3 separate regions of the Homo sapiens genome follow, and regions 1 and 3 are each linked to region 2. Evidence: read pairs that join two places in POLR2A ChIA-PET (ENCODE). Cell type or tissue: MCF 10A. All regions are shown on one strand.

Region 1 (8,000 bases), 150 kb after region 2:
CATAGGGTGGAAAGTATTTGCAACTTATGTAGACAACACTGGACCAGAATATGTGGGTTACAAATGGAATAAATAAAGAACTCGTACAAATCAATTTTTAAAAGCTACCAGGCAATAAAAAATAAATAAGTGAAAAGTAGAACAGCCACTTCACCAAAGAGAGAATTCAAATGGCTAATAAACATGAAAAGATGTTCAATCTCATTAAGTAATAAGAAAAATATGAATTAAAACAACAGAGATACCATTACACACCCATTTAATTGGCAAAAATTTAAGCCTGATAATACCAAGTTCTGGCAAGGATGTGAAGTAACAGGATATTTCATATACTGCCAGTGGGAGTATAAATTGTTAAAAACCACGTTGGAAAAGAGTTTGGCATAATTTGATAAACTCAAAGTTATGCAAACTCTATGACCTAGCAAACTTCACTCTTGAGTATATTTCTCAAAGAAATGCTTACATACGTGCACCCAGAGACACGTAACCCAAATGTACATAGCAGCCCTGCTCATAATAACCCCAAACTGGAAATATTCCAGAAGTCCATCAACAGTAGAACAAGTAAGGAAATTGTGGTAGAGTAATTCAATTAAATATTATTCAGCAATTAAAATAAATGAACTATAGCTAGACGAAACAACATGATAAATCTTACACACATAATATAGAACAAAAGCATACAGACAAAAAGAATACAGTCAGATTCCACTGATATAAAGCTGAAAAAGGAGGGAGAAACCAAGTACCTTGCTCAGAGATGCATAACTGAATAGTAAAGTTAGAAAGAAAATCAAGGAAATGATAACTCTGCAAGTCAGGATTGCGGTTACCCTGGGAAAACCCAGGGGTATGAGGGGGAGGCACACACAGGAATCTTCTGTTCTATTTTTTTACCTGAGCAGTGGTTACAATCTGGGTGTTTGCTCTATAACTCTTTGTTAAAGTGTAAAATTTTTTTGTTTGTTTGTTTGTCTGAGATGGAGTCTCACTCTCTTGCCCAGGCTGGAGTGCAGTGGCACGATCTTGGCTCACTGCAACCTCTGCCTCCCGGGTTCAAGCGATTTTCCTGCCTCAGCCTCCTGAGTAGCTGGGATTATAGGCGCATGCCACCACACCCAGCTAATTTTTTGTATTTTTAGTAGAGACAGGGTTTCACCACGTTAGCCAGGATGGGCTCGATCTCCTGACCTCGTGATCTGCCCGCCTCGGCCTCCCAAAGTGCTGGGATCACAAGCGTGAGCCACCACGCCCAGCCTGTAAATATTTTTTTAAAAGACGTGCAGATAGAAATTATCTTAAATAATTGCTTACAAGACAAAGAGAACGACCTGCCCCCAAGTCCCCCAGATAAAGTAGGATATCACTAAGAATCCACACCCAAGTAAAGTAATTAAAGGGGTTAAGATGTCTCTCCTTTTGTGATTAACACCCCGTCGTGCTTGCAGAGGCACCGCTGGGTGTCAGGGAACCTGCCTGCTGCTCACCTGAACACCCCATAAATAACACCAGCTCTAGGACATGGTCCATGTGAACAAATGAAGAATCTCTCCTTCAGCCAGAGGGTGAGAGTGGCATAGGTAACAACTAGATAATGCTTGGCTCTGCCTTTTTCTTATTGATTTGTAAGAGTTCTAATTGCAAGATAGGCTGAGAAAAGTAGTCTAGCCATGTTCCATGAAGAAGAGAACATGGAATTAGGTTAGTAGCTAGCAGCCTCAGCCACAATAACTTTATTTTGTTTGTGCACTCATCATTTAAGAAGTATGTGAGAGCCTACAAAATTGGGGAGTTACTTCTCGGGAATGCTCCATTGAGAAAAACTGCTGCCTCTTTTATCTGTGTAGTCAATATCATGGCCTAAATTCTAGAATCTTCTCACATAGCCAGAGTTTAGTGATCAAGCACCACAAACCAAGAGATATTACATAACAATAGGATCGCTCAAACAAATCTACGTGAACTAGGAAACTGCTTTTTGGCTCACTCAGAGGTACAAACTTTACACCCACTGAAAATTGTCCCAGGATTGGATAAAGAAAATGTGGTACCTATACACCATGGAATACTATGCAGCCATAAAAAAGAAATCACATCCTTTACAGCAACATGGATGGAACTGGAGGTCATAATCCTAAGTGAATTAACACAAGAATGGAAAATCAAATGTTGCATGTTCTCACTTTCAAGTGGAAGCTAAACATTGAGCACACATGGACATAAACATGGGAAAAATAGACACTGCAGACGACTAGAGTTGGTGCGGGGAGGACATGGGTTGAAAAAATATTTTTCAAATGTAACTACTGTTTGATAAAAAGGAACTATGCTAAATGACCACTTCTCCCAGCTAAAGGCAGACCATCTACATTACATTTTTTTTTTTTTAAGACGGAGTTTCACTCTTGTTGCCCAGGCTGGAGTGCAATGGCACCATGTCGGCTCACCGCAATCTCTGCCTCCTGGGTTCAAGCGATTCTCCTGCCTCAGCCTCCTGAGTAGCTGAGATTACAGGCATGTGCCACCATACCCGGCTAATTTTATAGTAGAGTAGTAGAGACGGGGTTTCTCCATGTTGCTGAGGCTGGTCTCGAACCCCCGACCTCAGGTGATTCACCCACCTTGGCCTCCCAAAGTGCTGGGATTACAGGTGTAAGCCACTGTGCCCGGGCTACATTACATTTTTACTCAGTTAAGAGCAAACAATAATAGGTGAATAGCAGCCTGATTCTGTATGTTAAAAATGATTGGTGATTGAATCTCAAATGTATTAGTCCGTTCTCACACTGCTATAAAGAACTACCTGAGACTGGGTAATTTATGAAGAAGAGAGGTTTAATTGACTCACAGTTCCACAGGCTGTACAGGAAGCATGGCTGCGTGGCTGGGAGGCCTCGGGAATCATACAGTCGTGGTGGAAGTGTGAAGGGGAAGCAAGCACATCTTACCATGGTGGAGTTGGAGAGAGAGAGAGCAAAGGGGGAAGTGCCACACACTCTTAAACAACCAGATCTTGTGAGAAGTCACTCACTATCATGAGAACAGCAAGGAGGATACGTACTTGCATATATACTCCCTGAATCTAAAATAAAAGTTGAAAAAAATTTTAAAAAGAAAATTGTTGGGAGGCTGAGGTGAGAGGATTGCTTGAGCCCAGGAACTCGAGACCAGCCTGGGCAACATAGAAAGACCCTGTCTCTACCAATAATCAAAAAAATTAGCTGGGCTTTATGGCGCACGCCTGCAGTCTCAGCTACTTGGGAGGCTGACATGGGAAGATGGACTGAGCCTGGGATTCTGAGGCTGCAGTGAGCTACGATGGCGTACTGCACTCCAGCCTGGGTGATAGAGTGAGACCCTGTCTCAAAAAAAAAAAAAAGAAAAAAGGAAAATTGTCCAAGGAATTTAAAAATTTTCATTTTGGCTCTCTCATGCGCAGTAACCGTGAGGGTTTAAAGGACAGTGCCAGGGCCCCATGTTGTTAGAGAGCACTCTGTTGTCTTTGGCATGGGAGAGGACTTCAGTGCAAAACGGTGTATGAAGTGTGTTGTCAGCAGAAGCTAATTTACACCCTGTGCTGGACGGAGGGTTGCTTGTTTGGAGTTGTTTTTCCTGTGGCTAAAGGATTCCTGGGAATGCTGTTCAGGCATGTCTCTGCTGGTGGTATGCTGTCATCCTTTTCTTTTCCATTTACAGTGTAGAGCTGTTACAGTTGTAAACAGGCCTGGCTTTTTACATTGTTACTCACTGGTGTGGGAACAATGTATGTTAATGACATAAGTACTGCCCTTGAGAGTACTGCCCAAAACAGCCCCAGGTTGAAAATGTATCCTCACAGATTTAATTTTTCTTATAAAAGAAAGAGGTATGTTCCTTCTGTGTAGAGCGAACTAGAAATATATTAACCCTGCAACTAACATGCAGCACTTCACAACTCATTAGTGAGGCCCCTGGGATATGGCTCCATATATTTGCCCACAAGTTGGTATAGGCCAGAAACCAGCTGCTTTTTCACCTACGTGGTGAGAGCCAGAGGCCAGTCAAGGAACAAGGAACTATAGGAGAGGAACTACAAGGAGAATCTTCAGATTTTCAAGCCTATTATTGTTCAATACATAGTAGTTTAAAAAACTTTGACAGTTGTACTTAAAGTCCCTTCTCATCCTATGAGTCTCTGCCTCTGCCAGTATGTGATGTTTCTGGCTCATGGTGATGACAAATTCGGATGCAAAAGTAAACAAATAGGCCCCCATCAGCCCATCGGGGCAGCAGCCCTAGGCAGTGACAGTTAAACAGTTGCAAAGACCTATTTTCAGAGGCATGTACCCACACCTGACCTACTATTAAGTAAGCATGGAAATTAGTATTTCTGTTGGCTTTAATTAAGTAAATATTATAGTTTGATCCACAACACCAAATCTTTGTCAATGTCCTAAAAGAAATTGTTCTTTTCACCACAAGAGTTATGTATTCAGAGTAAAAATGGGTAGATGTATATTTTCTCTGTGAAGGAAAAGAACTGGAAGGTGCTTATTTTATTCCAAGAGTTCCCAAAGCGAGGCCGGGTGTGGTGGCTCACACCTGTAATCCCAACAGTTTGGGAGGCCAAGGCGGGCAGATCACGAGGTCAGGAGTTCAAGACCAGCCTGGCCAACATGGTGAAACCCCATCTCTACTAAAAATACAAAAATTAGCTGGGCTTGGTGTCAGGTGCCTATAATCCAGCTACTCAGGAGGCCGAGACAGGAGAATCGTTTAAACCCGGGAGACGGAGGTTGCAGTGAGCCGAGATTGCGCCATTACATCTCAGCCTGGGTGGCAGGGTGAAACTCTAAAGAAAAAAAAAAAGAGTTCCCAAAGTGAGACCATTACTCAAAAATTTGAGATGGGAGGCTAAATTGCCCCTGCTGTGTATTTAGAGGGTTAGTATTGAATAGGTCAACAAGCATTTCCTAAGTCTCTAGGCTGAATTTCTAATACGGTTTCTTAGTAACCATTCTCTTAAAGAATGTGAGATTTGAGGTAAGCTTTGCTTTAAGGGAGGGACAGATGTGAACCCTAATACTGGTTAGAAGGACATAAGAGAAGAGAGAAAGTAAAACTATTTAAGGAATTTTTTTCTCTCATTTAAGGCCCAAAGCAGCCTTTCCTTTTCTCGGTCCAATCCGATGCTTAAACTTGCCTGAATTTCCTCTGGGGTTAAGTTCAAACTAATTTTCACTGTTCTAAGCATGCAGGGCTCTTGCACAACTTCATGCCTCTGTGCGTGTGTTTCCACCAGTTGGAATGCCCTTTCTCCCACCCACCCCTAAACTCGTACATGCTTATCCTTGCAGAGACCTCCTTTGTAAACCAAGAAGCCCCCGACTCCCCTGTTACAGAGGTAATTGCTTTGGCCTTACCTGTTTTACCTCCTGGTAAGTTACAGCACTTAGCACCTTGCAATTAGAGGTCATAGATTTCCCTGCTTCTCTAGAATGTGAGATTCTTAAAGGCAGGGATTTTATCTCATTTATTAGATTTGTATCCCATGTACCTGACCTAGTATCTAGCACAACTTAGTAGATATCAATTAATGTTCATTGTATAGTCCTTTGATGATGCGGTTTGGCCCTGTGTCCCTACCCAAATCTCATATCAAATTGTAATCCTGATGGGAGGTAATTGAATCATGGGGGCGGACGTTCCCTTTGCTATTCTCATGATAGTGAGTGAGTTCTCACAAGATCTAGTTGTGTATTTTATTATTTATTTATTTTTTGAGTTGGAGTTTCACTCTGTCACCCAGGCTGGAATGCAATGGTGCAATCTCAGCTCACTGCAACCTCTGCCTCCTGGTTCAAGTGATTTTCCTGCCTCATCAGCCTCTCAAGTAGCTGGGATTACAGGCTTGTGCCACCACGCCTGGCTAATTTTGTATTTTTAGTAGAGACAGGGTTTCACCACATTGGTCAGGCTGGTCTCAAACTCCTGACTTCAGATGATCTGCCCACCTCCGTCTCCCAAAGTGCTGGGATTACTGGTGTGAGCCAGTGAGCCCAGCCAAGATCTCGTTGTTTAAAAGTGTGTGGCACTTCCCCCTTTGCTCTCTTTCTCTCTCCAACTCCACCAAGGTAAGACGTGCTTGCTTCCCCTTCACCCTTCCACCATGACTGTAAGTTTCCCAAGGCCTCCCAGCCATGCAGCCGTGCTTCCTGTACAGCCTGTGGAACTCTGAGTCAATTAAACCTCTCTTCTTCATACATTACCCAGTCTCAGATAGTTCTTTATAGCAGTGTGAGAACAGACTAATACATTTGAGATTCAATCACCTATCATTTTTAACATACAGAATCAGGCTGCTATTCACTTATTATTGTTTGCTCTTAACTGAGTAAAAATGTAACGTAGATGGTCTGCCTTCAGCTGGGAGAAGCGGTCGTTTAGCATAGATCCTTTTTATCAAGCAGTAGTTACATTTGCAGAGTACTTTTTAAAAGCAAAATATTTGTTCTTATTTTCCTGGAGTTTACAACCTATTTGGGCTGACAAGATGTATAGAGATGTGTGTGTATATATATATACACATATATGTGTATAAACATGTATATGCACACACATTTACACACATACATATATGTAGTTTCACTTATTCTTTCAACAAATGCATATGGAGTGCTAAACACGTGCCCGGAGCTGTGCTGGGTGCTGGCACCCGAGATGCGGACTCCACGGTGCCTAACCACAACACTTCAATACCCAGGGCGATGAGAGCCAGAAACAAAATAAGTAAGATAACTTCTTGGTAAGCAGGAGGAAGGGGAAAAGATTAGAGGAGGGTAAAGAAAGCAACCTAAGTAAAAGTTAGAAGGTACAAATGGGCATGGAATTTGCAGGAGTGGTGAGGAGATTCATGAGACTAAAGGCTTTAGGGAGAAATTTGGGGGCCAATAAAAAGCTATGAGTACACACACACACGCACACACACACACACACACACACAGTGAATGATACTCAGTTTAACCTAATTCAACAAGCACTTCCTGATTCCTGACTGTATAGAAAGTACTGTGCAACATATTGAGACTCATTCAGAGATGTTTTTCTTTCTTTCTTTTTTATGTTTTTGAGACGGAGTTTCACTCTTGTTGCCCAGACTGGAGTGCAATGGCGCGATCTGGGCTCACTGCGACCTCCGCCTCGTGGGTTCGTGCGATTCTACTGCCTCGGCCTCCTGAATAGCTGAGATTACAGGCAAGCGCCACCATGCCTGGCTAATTTTGTATTTTTAATAGAGACATGGTTTCTCCATGTTGGTCAGGCTGGTCTCAAACTCCTGACCTCAGGTGATCCGCCCACCTTGGCCTCCCAAAGTGCTGTGATTACAGGCGTGAGCCACCAAGCCTGGCCTCGTTTTTTCCTTTGAGATAGAGTTTCACTCTCGTTGCCCAGGCTGGAGTACAATGGTGCAATCTCAGCTCACTGCAACTTCTGCCTGGCAGGTTCAAGTGATTCTCCTGCCTCAGCCTCCAGAGTAACTGGGATTACAGGCATGCGCCACCATGCCCAGCTAATTTTTGTATTTTTAGTAGAGACAGGGTTTCACCATGTTGGTCAAGCTGGTCTCGAACTTCTGACCTCAGGTGATCCATCAGCATCAGCTTCCCAATGTGCTGGGATTACAGGTGTGAGCCACTGTGCCTGGCCCAGAGATTTTGTTTTAAGAGAAGATTTAGAGTGTCAAGTGCTAGCAGTTCAGCGGGAAAAACAAAACATATCTCATATGTGTAATATAAGTACTACATATCCCAGTAAGCCCATGAAAATATAAGAGGAAAATATAATAATATATATGAGAATATAAGGGAAAATATATTAATATATATAAGAATATAAGGGGGGCCAGGCACAGTGGCTCATGCCTGTAATCCCAGCAATTTGGGAGGCTGAGGTGGGCGGATCACAAGGTCAGGAGATCGAGACCATCCTGGCTAACATGGTGAAACCCTGTCTCTACT
Region 2 (8,000 bases):
CCTCAGTGACATGAGAGTAAAGAAGAAAAATGAGAGGTTATAACCATGAATATCTGCATGTTATGTTTACTTGAACAAAAATGCAAATTTTATCTCTTATTGAAAAGAATTGTTTTTGAACAAAAGTGAATAGCTAAAAATAGTGATTCTGTACAACCAACTGAGGGACTGGTTTTCCTTTAGTTTTTTTGTATTTGTTTGTTTGCTTTGTTTTTGTTTTGGCTTCTCAACACTGAGCATAGCTGGTGGGGCAGAGGCAGATTCAACACTCCACACCCTCTCAGGAGGGTAGGCTCTGAGGGTTAAAATGTTGAGGGGCAGATGTCGCTTGTGAAGCGTCACATACCGCGTGACCATGGCAGAGAGTTCCTTGAGCAGTGAAAAGCACTTTCCTTTCCCAACAGATAGTCTTATGTGTGCACCAATCCCAAGCAGAAATCATGATTTTCTTTACTCTATAGGTGATAAGCATGAGATTCTTCCCCAAGAAGAATGCTGAAAAATCAGAAAGGATATAAAAATGGAGGAAGGGGTGGGATATTCAGGAAACTACCAAAATATGTACATGTGAAAATAAATTTCATGAAACTGATTCTTTGGTTAAATAGCGTTTTAAAAATCTCTTCAAAGCTCTCAAATGGGCCTTTGAAAAATTAAATTACACCACATTGGATCTGAATTTAGCATGTAATTTTCTAACACATTTTTATTTTTTTATTTTTTATATGTTTTTAATTATACTTTAAGTTCTAGGGTACATGTGCACAACGTGCAGGTTAACACAAACATTTTAAAGTTAGAGGTTCTACGTCAATGAAATAAGGCTAAAACATGAACCTTGGGAAGAAACATTGGAAACTTTAGTACAAAGGAAGTTACGAATGAATATGATTAAGTTTAGAAAGCTTTCCTAGGAGAGGAAATGTGAGATGTTGATTCAGGTTTTCGTTCAAAGAATGAAAGCATTATTTAAAATATATTTTGTGATGCAAACAGGGAAACATCATAGTATTTTTGTGTGTGTGTGCTGAATCTAAGCTCCATTTTACAGCTAGTGTGTCCCCAATAAACCATCCTAATTAGAAAGCCCCTGGAAATCTCCAGCATTATCTTAATTAAATTAGCCTAATCTAATAAATGCATCATAATTAAGAGGACTGTGCCATTCTTTAGTGTTCAGCACACCAGGCATTAGATGATTTGTCCCACTTTCAGCCGTCAGTTGTCATGCTTGCTAAAAGAAAAGAAAAATGATAGCACCAGTCATCGTAGTCCCTCAAGGAATCATCCATCTAGTTCTTGAATTTTCTTTACAACACCTCTGTCAATTATTTCTTCCTCTTCAGAGCATCTAGTGACAGGGAACTCACTAAGCCATTTTGATCTATTTCATCTTTGAACATATGGAATAATTTTAGCCATAAGAAACCTCAGGGAATTTTTTTTAATTCCTTCAACATAGACCTAACATAGTACCCAGACAACTATTTTTACGTCCAATTTCAAACAACCTGGAAAAACAGCGGATCAGTGGAACACTAAAGGCTATAGGGAGACTATGATCATTCTTGCCCAAAGGAATTGCAAAAAGGCAGGTGTGTAAATAGTATTTACATATAGGATGGACCTCTCCACCTTTTTCTAGTACAGATTAATTTTTAATTTTCCCAACATCTATAAATTGCCAGAATGGTAAGGTAGTGGGGAAACACTTTCTCACAATGTACACAGACTTGAAAGCTGTTGACCTGTCCTCCTTATGACAGACAGTTCTTGGCAACCCCAAGGAGAGATATGGCTGAGGCAGAAATCACATTATCTAGCTCTTCGGCTATACACATATTGGGCTCTGATAATTAGAACATTGATCCACAAGACAACCTTTGAGTATGCTGTTCTTTTCCTTCACAGCAAACACGTATAGTCATTATCGTTTGCTTGTTTGTTTGTTTGTTTCTTTCTTTCTTTCTTTTTTGAGACAGAGTCTCATCTGGAGACTCCCAGGCTGGAGTGCAGCTCACTGCAACCTCTGCCTCCCGGGTTCACGCCATTCTCCTGCCTCAGCCTTCTGAGTAGCTGGGACTACAGGCACCCGCCACCATGCCCAGCTAATTTTTCGTATTTTTAGTAGAGACAGGGTTTCACCATGTTAGCCAGGATGGTCTCGATCTCCTGACCTCATGATCCGCCCACCTCGACCTCCCAAAGTGCTGAGATTACAGGCATGAGATCAGTTATTTTTTTTTTAAGACACAGAGTCTCACTGTGTTGCCCAGGCTGGCTTCAAACTCCTGGGCTCAAGCAATCCTTCAACCTCAGCCTTCTAAGTAGCTGGGACTACACATGGCTCATCAGTGATAATTTTAAACACAAAAATACACATTTTTATTTGCTTATGCAAACAAAGGAACGATTATAATTTCCTGCAACTAGTAAATATCATATGCTAAATCCTTTTTTTCTAATTCCACCTCTTCCCCACCACACCATGTAATAGCTTTAGAGTTGTTTTTTTTGGGGAGGAGGGAAGGGGTGTTATGTGTATTTTTTTGTCTTTTGCCAAGTCTCTAAGTGCCTCTGAAGCCAATTTTTAAAAGTTGTGCATTGTGAGATCACAGTTGCTTTAGGGCATACAGGATATAAGCACAAAATGATGGACTGTAGCCAGGTAGTGAGGCTCTAATTGTGTCAGAAAGAAGAACATTTTCATCATGACATAACGAAAACTGTATTTTTCAAAGAAAAAGATCTAAATCTGTATCAAGTGATAACATTAGTTTTCCTACTTTTAAAAACAAAATCTAGTCTATTATTAATAGAATGAAATGTCAGCCTTAGGCAATTTGCTGTGAAAAACCAACTGAAATGAAACATGGCATTTTATTCGTTATTCAAATGGCCAAATAAAACAAGGTGTAATTAGTCCTGACTTCCTGTTCTTGCTCACACACCTGAGGCCCCTCCCCGCTCTGCTGCAGCTCTGCATAACCAGGCTCTCAGGGGAAGCAGTGGAGGCAGCCTTCTTGGACAACAGCTCACTTGTCTACACAGTCAAAAGTATGTATTTGATCAAAATGGTTGGGAGGAGGACAGGTGTTACTTAGAGAATTACCTGTGTAACTAGAACAAGAAAAGGAGGCAGCATTTGCAGAATGTTTGCAAATCTTTCAGGAACTTGATTCAAGGAGTGTGTCAGATGTTAAATCCAGGCATATATGTATATGGCTACTTGTGTGTGTGTGTGTGTGTGTAATAGTGTAATTTCACTTTTTTAAAAAATGAAGACATTCACAATTTTAGCCAGAATAGTTGGTGCAAGGTCCATAAGTGCTACCTGCTAAGAATATAATTCCTTCTACCTCTAATGTTTCATTATCAAATTAAAAGAGTTCTCTCCTCAGTGGATACTTCATTTATCATAGCTCTCCTTGGAAAGCTGACCTCTAAACATGAACTTCTAGAAGGAACACAGAATAAGAACAAGGGAAAAGCATTCGGGAAGGAGGGTGGCTTTGAAAGGAGTTAGCTGGGAAAACCCTTGAAAAAGAAAGTGAATCCATTTCTGTACATACAATTATTGACTGACGGGGCAGTTTACAGTTTTAAGTTCGTGTGCACTCATGCCCTGTTTGAGATGCCTGTTTTGTGGTTCCTCAGAGACCACACTAGCCACATTTGAACACCATTAGATTAGACTAGAGCCAGGACTCTGCAAAGGGAGGCTCTTCCTCAGCCTCTGACAGAATCACCACCAAATCTGGCTGTCCTCCTTGCCCTGAGCAATTGAACTTGGCTCTGTGGAGGGAGCCTCAACCAACTGAAGCATCATTTGGAGAACAGATGAAAAATAAAGAAGCGAAGCCTTTTGAATTCTAAAGTTTTAGCTTTTTCCAAAAGTAAGGCATTTTCCTCTCATTCTCAATCTCTTCTTCCATTCAGTTTTCTCCTCCCATATTCTTAGTCGTGATTACATAGATTAAGGCAAGGAACTGGGGGTTTCACTAATGAACTCGGGGAAATTTTGAGGGACATCTCCTGTCCTTTGACTTTGGGGAAAGTTCTTCCATTGCTAAGGAAAAAAGTTGTATTGGATGTAATTGTTTGTTAAATGCAAAGAACTAACTGCTGGGCATTCTAGGAGTCCGTACATGAACTGTTTTACGTGGGTTTCTGCAATTCCATAGAGTCGAAGACACCAATAGGAGCTGTGGCCCCTTTGCCTAGTTTGACTTTAGTCCTTTGGAGTTTCATAATTCTGAGGGGATCATTGTATTTCAGTGGACAGGTTCCAAATGCACAGAAGACTGACAGCATTGTCTGATAAAGCATCTCCCATTTTATCCCATTTGGAATGTAATCCAAGTTACAACAATAGCTAATAATTACCTGCTGTAATTGTAGCAACAGAATAGCTGAATGTGCACCTCTAGCTGATTTATGTATGCAATTTCTCATTCTCAGCTCTCTATAATCCATTCTCCACCCCCCCACCCCCCACCCCCAACGCTTTGGAGCCTTGAAAGCATTCAATACAAATTTTCACAATGTAGGTAACTTTGAAGTGTGGCTTGTCAGGTCATGCTGACTTATTTTTGTACTTGCATAGGGAATTGGTGAGGATGAATCTATTTTTTTAGCTAACAAGTGTAACTTGAGAATTTGTGAATGAGTGACAGATGGGGTGGGAACCTTTTTTTCCTTCACGTATTGTGAAATGTACTCCTGTCTACTCATGGGAATGAGTCACATTTGCAAAAAGCCATAATATTCATTAGTGCCAAAACGACATTTTTTAGTTGCTCTTGCAATGAGCTGTAAGTAGGACAACTGCCCATCCTAGTTTACCCGAAACAGTTATTATTTATTCCTATAATTATCAATGGTTACCTATTTATTTCATCCTCAGAAATGTCCCGGCTTGGGCAATATATGTTTACCCTGCATATCCAGATTGTGGGGGGAAATCCAGTATTTTCATGTGCCATGCCCAAATGGCAGCTTATTTAAAAAAACAGAAAATTCTTGGAATTAACGGTCAAGGATACGTGAGAGATTAGAAATCAACATTTCACATTAATTCCTGTGTAAGAAAATTATACGTAAACATAGACTGTTAAAACAGGCATAGCAAATATGTTTCAACTCAGGGGCCAACACTAATTGGTTGGTAGTGGCTGCCCCTAGCATCACTGGAGAAGGACTCTGAAACCGAGTTGGGGATCAATGGGATATAGGGCTTGCCGTATTACTGATGTCTGCCATAAGCTCTGGAAAAGCTAGTTGTAAAATGTATGCTAGGTATTAAATGTCACCACCATAGAGCCAGATGAGGTTTTAGTGATAATCCAACCCAGTGTTTTCAAAATGTGTTCCCAGAACACTGATCCTTCAACATGATTCACAGAACACATGTTCCATGGTCCAGTAAGATTGAGAATGATGCCTGCCATATTTCTCTCTCAGAAATTCAGTGTATATTGGCACAGAGCTCTAAAAAGTTCTGTTTAACTTTCTGACAGATGTTTAACTTTGTTTAACCCAGTGCTTGGTAAACCTATTTGGCCACAGAAACCTTTTCAATGTTATCTGTCAACTTGCTACAGAACTAGTTTCTTGGTACACATTTGAGGAAACTCTAGTCTTAGCCCATTCCTTGCATTTCACGAATAAGGAAACTATAACCCCAAATGAGAGACTGACTGGACCACAGTCAACTTAGTTGATCTATGGACCAGGCAAAACTGGAACTCAGTGATATAAGAGTTAAGAAGAAATTATTTAGGCAGATAGTGAGGGTATAGGAGTCCTTGGTAAGGTTTTCCTTTTAATGAAAAGCAGCCCCAAAATTATACTAACGAGCAGCCTGTAAAATTGAGCTGCAGACACAGACAAGCAAGCGGGAAGCTTGCATGGGTGAATGCCAGCAGTTGTGCCAATAGGAACAGGCACCTGAGACTAGGCATGTTCAAAATGGCAGCTCCACCTTCCCTTTTCTTTGCCAGCCACATGTACAGTAAGGAGCAGATGACATGGGCTAGCCAAGTGGAAAGCCCATTTGCATAATAAGATTAGGGTGGGGTGGCCAGCCTTCCCAAAACGTCACACCTGGTCCAACCAATCTGTGGGCCCTACGTAAATCGGACACCACCACCTCAAACCTGCCTATAAAATCCAGTGCACTCCCATTCGGGAGCCCCTCTGTCTCAAAAAAAGAGAGAGAGCTGTTCTCCTTTATCTTTCTTTCGCCTATTAAACCTTTGCTTCTAAACCCACTCCTTGTGTGTGTCCATGTCCTTCATCTTTTTGGTGCAAAACAACGACGAACCCCAGGTATTTACCCCAGACAATGAGGCTGCTTCATCAGAACTGCTGACTCCAAGTCCTAGGTCCTTTCCACTGCATCAACAATGAGGAAAATATTAGAAGCAATCTAAGATTTTAATAGCTTCTGGCAGCACAGATATTTAGTAGATTTCACTTATCTATTTTTATAGGTTTTGGTTTTTTGTTGGTGGTGGGTTTTTATTTGGTTTTTTTTTTTTTTTTTGTGATGAGATCTTGCTTTGTCACTCAGGCTAGAGTGCAGTGGCACAATCATAGCTCACTGCTGCCTCGAATTCCTGGGCTCAAGTGATCCTCCCACCTCAGCCTCCTGAGTACCTGGGACTACTGACACGTGCCACCATGCCCAGTTAGTTTTCAAATTTTTTTTGTAGAGACAGGGTCTTGTCATCTTGCCCAGACTGGTCTCTAACTCCTGGGCTGAAGTGATCCTTCCACCTTGGCCTCCTAAAGTGCTGGGATTATAGGCGTGAGCCACCATGCCCAGCCTGTATTTGTTTTTAAAAGATGGTAAATAAATATCTGTATATTCCTAGTGTCAGACACTAAGCTACCTCTCATGGTCAAAAAGAAAAAAAAAAGGCAAGATAAAATCATTTTTGTAGTTGAGTTTTATCTGGGCTGGTCCATCCTTCTATTTTATCCTTTTTCCTTAGGAGATAAAGTGGTTATTTGAGGAAAGACTTGCTAGACATGAATCTGGTTTTGGTTCAAATTCTATTTTATTATTTCCTGGGCTTTGAATTTCAAAAAGCCAATCTATTTATTGGTCTCTTTGGGGCCATAAGGTTAAAGTACATCTGTTGTCCACACAAATTTAGCTATTGGCCTTCGAGCTAAGCAGTCATGAAATTATAGCCATAGTAAATTTAGACAACGATTAATTTCACTTCGGTCTGCCTATAAGTCCACATGACAGAATAAACATAGTGTGTCATGTGGTTAATGTGAACACATGTAAAAAATTAAGAAATCTTTGGTGACCAGACAAAAAATACTCCATAAAAATTAATTAGTGTTTCATTGTGGATGTATGAAATGCAATACTTATAGATGGCCTGACTTGGAGCTTAGGCAGCAACAAAACTTATCTTGGGCATCACTTTCAAATTTCGTTTTGGTGGTTCTCCAGTTCGTGGCAGACCACTGCCATTCCTTTGAGGAAAAGGAACACCTGGAAAATATAACCATTGCTGAAGCACTTATCTCTCTGGGGTTTTTTCCTACCCTTTATTTTCATTATTATACCATTACAGAAACTGGTTGCTTCAGTTTTCTTCAAGTATGGACTTCATGAAGCCATGTGGTTGCATGTGCTTTGGGAGGAGGAGGCAGCTGGGGGCTAAATTTGCCATCCTGAAATCACCCGTGACATCCCTTTGAAGATACATTTTGTCAGGAAGCACAAATCAGTGAAGTTGTGAGGAAGAAATGGAGAGACATCTTTCAACATAACCTTGTTTCCCCTTGAGCATAAAGGAATTGATTTAAAGGAGAAAATAAAGACTCAACAGTTTTTAAAGGCTTTTATTTAATAAGCACCTGATTGTTTCCATTAACTGGCTTTTAACATTTACCATTTTGCTTAGCAAAGTTGGAGAACATTAGCCAAGATTCACTGATGAAACTTTATAAGCGTTATAAGTCAGATTTGTTTC
Region 3 (8,000 bases), 130 kb before region 2:
AAACACATCTTTATATTATTAATATAAGGTAAATGTGTACATATGTCAAAAAAAACTTTTAAACACCCACTTATTGTAGTAAAAGTGGAATCCAGTAATGTGCTTTAATAGTCTAAATACAATTACTCATATCTAATCATAAGATACCTACTAGGTCATCATTGTTAGCCCTGTAAAGTTTTATTTACTATATATAATTAAAAGTAATACAATTATTTCTTTTTATAATCGAAATACAGCATGTCCAATGCCTCCAATTAGTTTACATCAGCAAGACTTTGATCATCATCAAAAGCCAAAACAAGAGGATTAGCCATATCAAATCTATGCAACTCTGTCAGTAAAAATTTCCATCTCCTCAAAAACGACAGGAAGAAAAACAAGCCATGAATTTACTTTTCTTACTAAGGGTAAGAAAATATGGTATCTCCCATCTTTTGGCTGATTTGGTTTCGGAAAATGTAGCAACAGCACCACTAGCCAATAGTTTATGAATATTCAGTGCTTGTAAAGTGAAGATCCAGATGGCTTAGCCCAGGAGTATCGTTGTTGTTAAAGAATATAGTCAGCAATGAGATACCAGATAATACCATCAGATCATCAAAATGAAAAAATCCTGACAATACACGTGTTGTGACTGCAACATGAAATGTAAATAGGTACAACCAGTTTGGAGAACTGTTTTACGATACACAATTAAGATGTGCATACACTAAGCCTTTATAGATACACAACTGCCTACTTGACACCACTATATCGATGTCTGATACTCTTATCAAATTTGTCGAAAACTAAACTGATTCTCCTCTCCTCCAAAAACCTTCTCTTTCCAAATCTTCTCCATGTCAACAAAAGACAACCCTCCTTCCAGCTGTTCAGGAAAAAAACCTTGAAGCCATTCTCGATCCCTCTTTTTCTCACACCCCAAGTCCAATTCATCCAGCAAATCCAGCTGGCACCACCTTTAATGTCTCCAGATCTGACCACTTCACCCCACCTCCATAAATGAGGCTGCACGTCAAGCCACCATCATCTGTCTCTTTGTTATTTGCATTACCTTCCAACCCATCTCCTTGCTTTCGTTATTGTTCATCACAGTCTACACAGCACTCAGAGTAATTCTTTTTCATGAAATCACTATCACAGCACTGCCCGAACACCGTCCAGGGGCTTCTCACTTAGTCCGAGTAAAATCCATAGTTCTTATACATCCTAATCAGGCTTCATCTCTCTGATTTCACCTCTTGCCACTCCCCCAGTCACAGTGGGGTTCTTGGCTGCACCTCCATCACACCACCAGGCTTGTTCTTGTCTGGGGCCTGTGTACTTTCTGCTCCCTCTGTTTGTAAATCTCTCTCCCCAGATATCTGCAGGATTAAATCCTTGATCCCCTCCATATCTCTATCACCTTTACAATATGGCCTCCTATAACTACTCTATGTAAAAGAAAGGTCCTGCCTACCTTACTCTCTATTCCACTCTCTTGCTTTTCTCCATAGATCTCATGTGATACACTGCACATTTTATCTGTTTGATTTTTGTAGTTGTCTTTCTTCCTTCACTAGAATATAAAATCCTTGGGTGTAAGGACTTTATCTGTTTTACTCACTTTTGTGTCCTCAGAGCCTAGAACAGTGTCTGGCATGTAACAGGTGCTCAATAAATATGTGCTCAAGAAACTGGAAAGAACCTAAACATTCATCAAAGAGAAAATGGATAAATTGTGATATAGTCACACAACAAATGAACTAGAGCTGCATGTATCAGGATATATGAAACTCATAAGCATAAAATCAACCAAAGAAAAGCAAGTTGTAAAAACTTACACATAAATTACATGGACAGATGTTTGCATATGAAGTTACATTTGCAAAATAGTACTATTTCAGGCTTACGGATGTAGTAGTACAGAGAAATGTGTGGGAATGAGGAACAGTCAATTCCAGACAGCAGTAACCTTTGAGATGAAGCACGTGATTTGTGAGGAGTCAACTGTGTTGGCAGTATTTTATATCTTAAGGTGGGTAGTAGAGACACAGATATAAACTACATCATTTTAATATTTAATAGTGAAAAATACTGACTTTCATGTTAATCTACTATCCTCATGATGTATCAATAAGTTCAGCAGCAATGTCTCTAATGAATACTTTGATTTACCCCATAAAAACCATCCAGAAAATATCTTGGTGTTAAGCACTGTGAATCGGATAGGTTGGCTTTTAGCCATTTGTCCATATAATTTTCAGGGTTGTTTTAGTTATATTTTAGAGCTTTTTAAAATGTTTTTTTTTGTTTTGAATTTATGGTGTTTCAGTAGAATATTATATGTATTCAGTCTTGTGCCATGGATCTTTTATGGTATAGTCTACTTTATTTGCTGCAGTCAATTAAAAAATCTGTATATGAGCTTCTTGTTTTTAAGGAAAAAGTCTGCATTAGGCACAAACACACACACACACACTATGGACCTGGTTAGGACTAGTGAGAGGGAATTTGAAAATGAACAAGTGCTTCCTGTCACTATCTCACCAACCCAATTGCCTCTCCTCCCATCTACATACCTAGACAATAGGAACAAGCACACTAGGGCAGAATCCATAAGAAAGCAAAACCTAATTTTATAGTTGCCTATTTTCTTATTCTTTTATTTCTTAATTCATTTTAAATCTTTTTTTTTTTCTGTGTATTTGCACTGAATTGAACAAACAAAAGCCTTTATATTTTGCGGAGGACAATAAATATTCCCTAGAACACCCAATTACTGTTGAACTAGAAAGCAAAAGAAATTCATAAGAGAATGGCACCTTTCGCCGGGCACGGTGGCTCATGCCTGTAATCCCAGCATTTTGGGAGGCCGAGGCGGGCGGATCACGAGGACAGGAGATGGAGACCATCCTGACTAACTTGGAGAAACCCAGTCTCTACTGAAAATACAAAAAATTAGCCGGGCGTGGTGGCGGGTGCCTGTAGTCCCAGCTACTCGGAAGGCTGAGACGGGAGAATGGCTTGAATCCGGGAGGCGGAGCTTACAGTGAGCCAAGATGGCGCCACTGCACTCCAGGCTGGGTGACAGAGCGAAGATTCCGTCACCAAAAAAAAAAAAAAAAAAAAAGAGAGAGAGAGAATGGCACCTTTATTTTCACTTAAGTGAAAAGATAGCCTTATCTCTGACTCCTACCACACAATTTCTGGGAGTTAACTCATGAAAGGCATGCGACGCATTGAGAGGTTTTATCCTCTTTCTATCTTTTCCATTCTTTCTTAACCGCTGTTTTCATCCAGTACCTACCCACTTGTAATTTTCACTCTGAAAACTAGCTATGCCTCTGCAGTAGCTTACCTGCAAGGCCATCATTAATGAGAATATTGAGTCTATTTCTGCAGACCTTAGCGAAATGGAATAATTCAGAATCCAGCAAGCCCAGGAAATATTGCCCCTGTTGCATGGAATTCTTGTTTAATGACTTGAATATTACAGAGTGGCAGCAGCTGCCTTATTACCTCTTCTGGTCAACCCATAACACCATGATGTTATGAAAAGCCCATTCCAGCTGTATAAATGCATAAAGCTGTGAAAATGTTGCTCTCACTGATACCTTAGTGAACCAAGAAGTAAGGCTGATATTCAAGGCAAAAGTGGAATATCACTATACAGTTAGAAGTTTGAATTGGTTATGACAGTCATTGGTATCTAGTCATGAGTAGCAGTAGCTAAATTAGACAGTAGCATCAGTTTATATCTTAATGGACAAGTTTCTGGATTTAACAAGAAAACAATAAACACCAAAATAAATGTAGCTGAAGAATAAAGGTAGAGATTTTTTAATGTCTTTTGCTTTGAATTTGTGGTGTTTCAGTAGAATATTACATGTAGTCAGTCTTGTGCCATAGATCTTTTATGGTATCATCTACCCAGTTTACCTGCTGCAGATGGCAAAAAAAACAAAAACAAAAAAAAACAAAACACCTGTATATAAGAAGCTTCTTCAGATAATCCCTTTAGAATTAAAAGGGATTCGTGAAACAAGCATCAGAAGCGCTTAGTGGTGGACAGTAGAGGTTCTAGAATCAGAATGTGACTCTTGGCTCCATCACGCATCAGTTAGGTCACTGTGGCAAGTTATTTCAACTTTCTGTGCCTCAGTTTCTTTGTTGGTAAAATGGAAATAATAGAAGTACCCACCTCTAGGGTAATTATGAATGTTAAGTCAATTAACACAGAGAAAGAGTTTAAAACTGTTAGCACATTGTAGTGTCTTAATAAATATTAATGTATTATTTTAAAAGTTACTTATTATTTTAAAGTGTTTACTTTTATAGTTTATTGTTATTGACTTAGAATAAACTCCCCGCACTCTACCTTTTCAAAAACCTTTGACTCTGTTTCCTCTCTTTAAAATCTTCATACTGCCATTTTCTTTTATACTACTAAGTATTCACAATGGTATAGAGCCTATGGAGATGGAACACTTCAACAGCATAAAATAAACAAATGATTTATCAGAAATACAATACATCTTGAAAGTTGCTTTTGACTATTTGTTGAGTCCTAGATTTGTATCTCAGAGTCGGAATCATCACAAAGGCTGCCAGGAAGTAGTGGGATACTTTCCCTTGGTCTCTGTATAACATACTATTTTTTTTATACATTTTTACCTCACTTGGCCTTCTGTTCCTTCACTGCTGCAGGGTATGGGATCAAAGCCAAAGAAAAGTGATTTGTTTCTGTCTCTACTCCTCCTTCATACAACTAATTATCTCCCCATCCTCTCTTTCTAAATGTAGAAGCTGTGAAGGTCAGCCGTACTGTGGATTACTGTCAATTTAGAACACCTTCCAAAAATAAAATCTCTTTGACTATTGTTTTCTTGCTGCTTTAAAAATTGTTTAGCAATTTCCCTCAGTTTGCTTTGTGAGCATGTGTTAACTATTTGCTAGAGTTAATTGAAAGTGGTTCCCCAATACTTTAGCCACTCTTTGTTTTTGTATTTCAATAATTTCAGCAGGAAGAAAAATCTAAAATAATTTAAGTAACAAATGCAGGCTTTTCCTCAGCTAGATAAATTGACCTTTTATTTTGCATTTTCTTACTACTAAGTATTATACCATGCTGCAAAGCTCTCAAAAGGAAAAGGATGTGCTTTTCGGAAGTTTAATTTATTAGTATGCAAACTAGTATCAAATAGTTGTTTTGAAAGAATTTGACCCTGAAGTTTCAGATACCTTCACAGTCAAAACTACTCAATGTCTCAAATCTTTTCTGCAGAGTCTATTTTAAGTACTTTTCAACATGTTTCTTCATTTGCCTTGGGGCCATACCTCCTCATGGATCACTGAATCTGCTTAAGCATAATTACAGCAATTCAAGGACTCCATTTAGACATTGCATTCTTTTGACGTTTTGGAGTTACTTTATAAATGTAACTGTAGCAAATACAATTTTAAGTATGAAACTTTATATAGCTTACTGTGCTGACCAAGATGCAAAATAGTTCTACCAGTTGGTGTTTGAATGATATATAACAATAGAAATGGTTCTTTCCTATTTAATTTTAATTGATTTGAGCCAAGAAATAGCATCCTATTGGATATCTGCTGAAATAGGACTAAACTGCTGGTCTCCTGAACTGTGATAGAGAAATCCAATCAAAAGCTTTTCCTGGCCAAAAATAATACTAATTGCAAGTGAAAACTAGCTTTGTTCTCTCGGTTATGAGTTCCAATGGTGAAGTCTAGTTCCATATAACAGTGCATGGTAAATTAGGCCACAGAAACAAGCTTCCAGTCACTGTTTATATGATCCACATGTTGTGGTCCAAAAAATGTAAATAAAAATACCCTAGGGAATAAGAACTTTTTCCTAAGATGACAGCTTTTAGCCTTGGTTGTTGAAAATGGTGAGTATTTCTAATGAAATTGAAAACAAGTCTAGGGAAATGAATTTCCAAGTAATGGAGGAGAATCTTTGAGAACGAGAAGAAAGAGGAGAGGAGAGGAGGGGAGGGGAGGGGAGGGTAAGGAAGGAGGAAGGGAGGAAGGAGGGGGGAGGGAGGAAGGAGGGAGGCAGACAAAGAAAACTCTCATCTGAAGATTAATGGTTCTTTTAAAGTCAGAAAGATCTTCAAAATAATTTTCACCATTATATAGACATTACAGACCAATTGCTTTGACAGAGAATATTCTAATTGTGTTAGTGCAAAGAGAATGCAATAGATATACAGTTGTGGACATCTAGGGAGATGAGAAAGAAAATGTTTCAGTTTTGGACTTTGAACCACTACAAAGACCAAGAATTCTCCATATCAATATATGAATTTGATTATGTTAATGGACCAGCATGGGCCCAGCATGCTTTCTAGAAGGATAGTAATGAGAAGGTATTGATAAATAAGAGGATTTGTTCAAGGTCAGGGCTTAGCTAAGCCTGGTCACTCCAGTCCAGGGGCCTTGTTATCCCCTAATGAGGAGGTCTTGAAAGTTAACACCAGAAGCACGGTAACATTCAACCACCATCATATATGTCTGTGCAGTCACTGTGTAGAATTACACATAGTACTAAATTGTAGGAAGTTTATGCTAAAATTGCCATTTTCATGCTTGTCAACCCTATGGTCATCATTCTAAAGTCACCAATTAAAATGATTCCTCTTTATTTTCTTACAGAGCTATTAACACTGAACCCTCACGAAAGTTATTGTCATTCTCCTAGTAATACTAATAGATATAATAATATTAATAGCCAACATTTCTTGAGTACTTAGTGTATGCCACTCTTCTAAGGGCACTACCTGTATAAATTCACTTATTCCAATAAGCTAGATACTGCCAGATTTCTGGGATTCTAAGACATCTATTTTACAACACTTTAACATCTTTGTAATCAGAACTCTTTACAGAAAAGGACATACTTAAACAACAGCTGTCAGATGACTCATTTTGTGGTTGTATTGCTTGTACACATACAAATTTGGTCAGAATTGTTTGGCAGCTTAATTATTTACTTGGCCAGTACTATATGCTGTTTCTTTATTAGTGGTTCATAAAACAATGGTATCTAGTGGTGATTTCATGTTAGATTCAGTGAACTAGAAATTTGTTTTCTCCATTTTAAAAATAACATACTAAGATATGAATAGTTTAGCAAAACTTCCCAATTGTCCAGTTACTGGTAGGGATGGAATTCACACTGAGACAAACTGGCTCCTGGGTCTATACTTTTTTGTTTCTAATTTTTATGGGTACATAGTAGGCATATGTATATATGGGGCACATGAGATTTTTTTGATACAAGTATGCAGTGTGTAATAATCACGTCATCATAGAAAATGAAGTATCCCTCCCCTAGAGCATTAACGAATCTGTACATTTTAACTGCTATACTCTACTGCCATAACCCTTCTCAAGATCTGTCTCAATGGAGTTTGGGTGAGTCCTCCTGACCATCAGAAACACCACCACAGATAGTGAGCAGTTCTCTAAAAGCAAACCTCATGAATCGCTTCCTTCCATTGCCCCCAGACAATGTTAAGAAACCTTAAAAAAGAAAAGAGCCATGATTGATTCTTTAGTGGTCCTCATGAGAAAACTGTGCTGTATACATTCCCAGCCCACTTTGTGGTGTCACATGAGGAAGAGCCAGCGTCTTTACTCTTAGCAACAACCTTCCTTGTTGCAACTTGTGAGGGCCTGAGCTACAGTGCCTCCTCTATCAAAGCCATTTTGCTGGGTTTCTCTTTCTTTTATAAACAGAACACTGATCCCAAGCAGAATATAACAGATATGACTTGTAATCCGTTATAGTACCATTTAATCCTTATGTTTAGCTGCCAGCATTCTAATTAAGAATGTGTTGGCATATGTTGGCCAGAATCCTGCAACATGGAATTATTCCATGGGCCAAGCCTGAGGACACACACTGCTGCCTAAAATCGAGGAAGAAAGGGCCCCAACCACACTTTAGTTCAAGTGACTTCTGATATACCTTTTCTACAAAAGGC

The links. ChIA-PET counts read pairs that join two places held together with the same protein. Peaks named below come from ENCODE experiments on the same cell type or tissue, not always from the same donor. Only the 100,000 strongest peaks of a DNase experiment are listed, where the experiment ranks them.
Region 1: POLR2A ChIA-PET joins it to region 2 with 5 read pairs; 3 of 35 experiments call an interaction of 5 or more read pairs at or near these places.
Region 3: POLR2A ChIA-PET joins it to region 2 with 5 read pairs; 2 of 35 experiments call an interaction of 5 or more read pairs at or near these places.

Annotation. Positions count from the first base shown.
Region 1 is chr4:168,800,317-168,808,316 of GRCh38, forward strand. All of the region lies in intron 10 of PALLD (palladin, cytoskeletal associated protein), which reads left to right. Among named protein-coding and RNA genes, the nearest start is that of PALLD-AS1, 160 kb to the left of the region's middle. RefSeq lists enhancers at 3,322-3,975, 3,482-3,776. In MCF 10A, no CTCF peak of the experiment used is centred here; a DNase peak (open chromatin) is centred at 3,625.
Region 2 is chr4:168,651,756-168,659,755 of GRCh38, forward strand. All of the region lies in intron 2 of PALLD (palladin, cytoskeletal associated protein), which reads left to right. The region is part of intron 2 of LOC124900808 (a long non-coding RNA gene); the gene reads right to left. Among named protein-coding and RNA genes, the nearest start is that of PALLD-AS1, 7.2 kb to the left of the region's middle. In MCF 10A, no CTCF peak of the experiment used is centred here; DNase peaks (open chromatin) are centred at 2,656, 2,956 and 4,696.
Region 3 is chr4:168,517,234-168,525,233 of GRCh38, forward strand. The region is part of intron 2 of PALLD (palladin, cytoskeletal associated protein); the gene reads left to right. All of the region lies in intron 1 of LOC107986198 (a long non-coding RNA gene), which reads right to left. Among named protein-coding and RNA genes, the nearest start is that of PALLD, 24 kb to the left of the region's middle. In MCF 10A, no CTCF peak of the experiment used is centred here; a DNase peak (open chromatin) is centred at 6,958.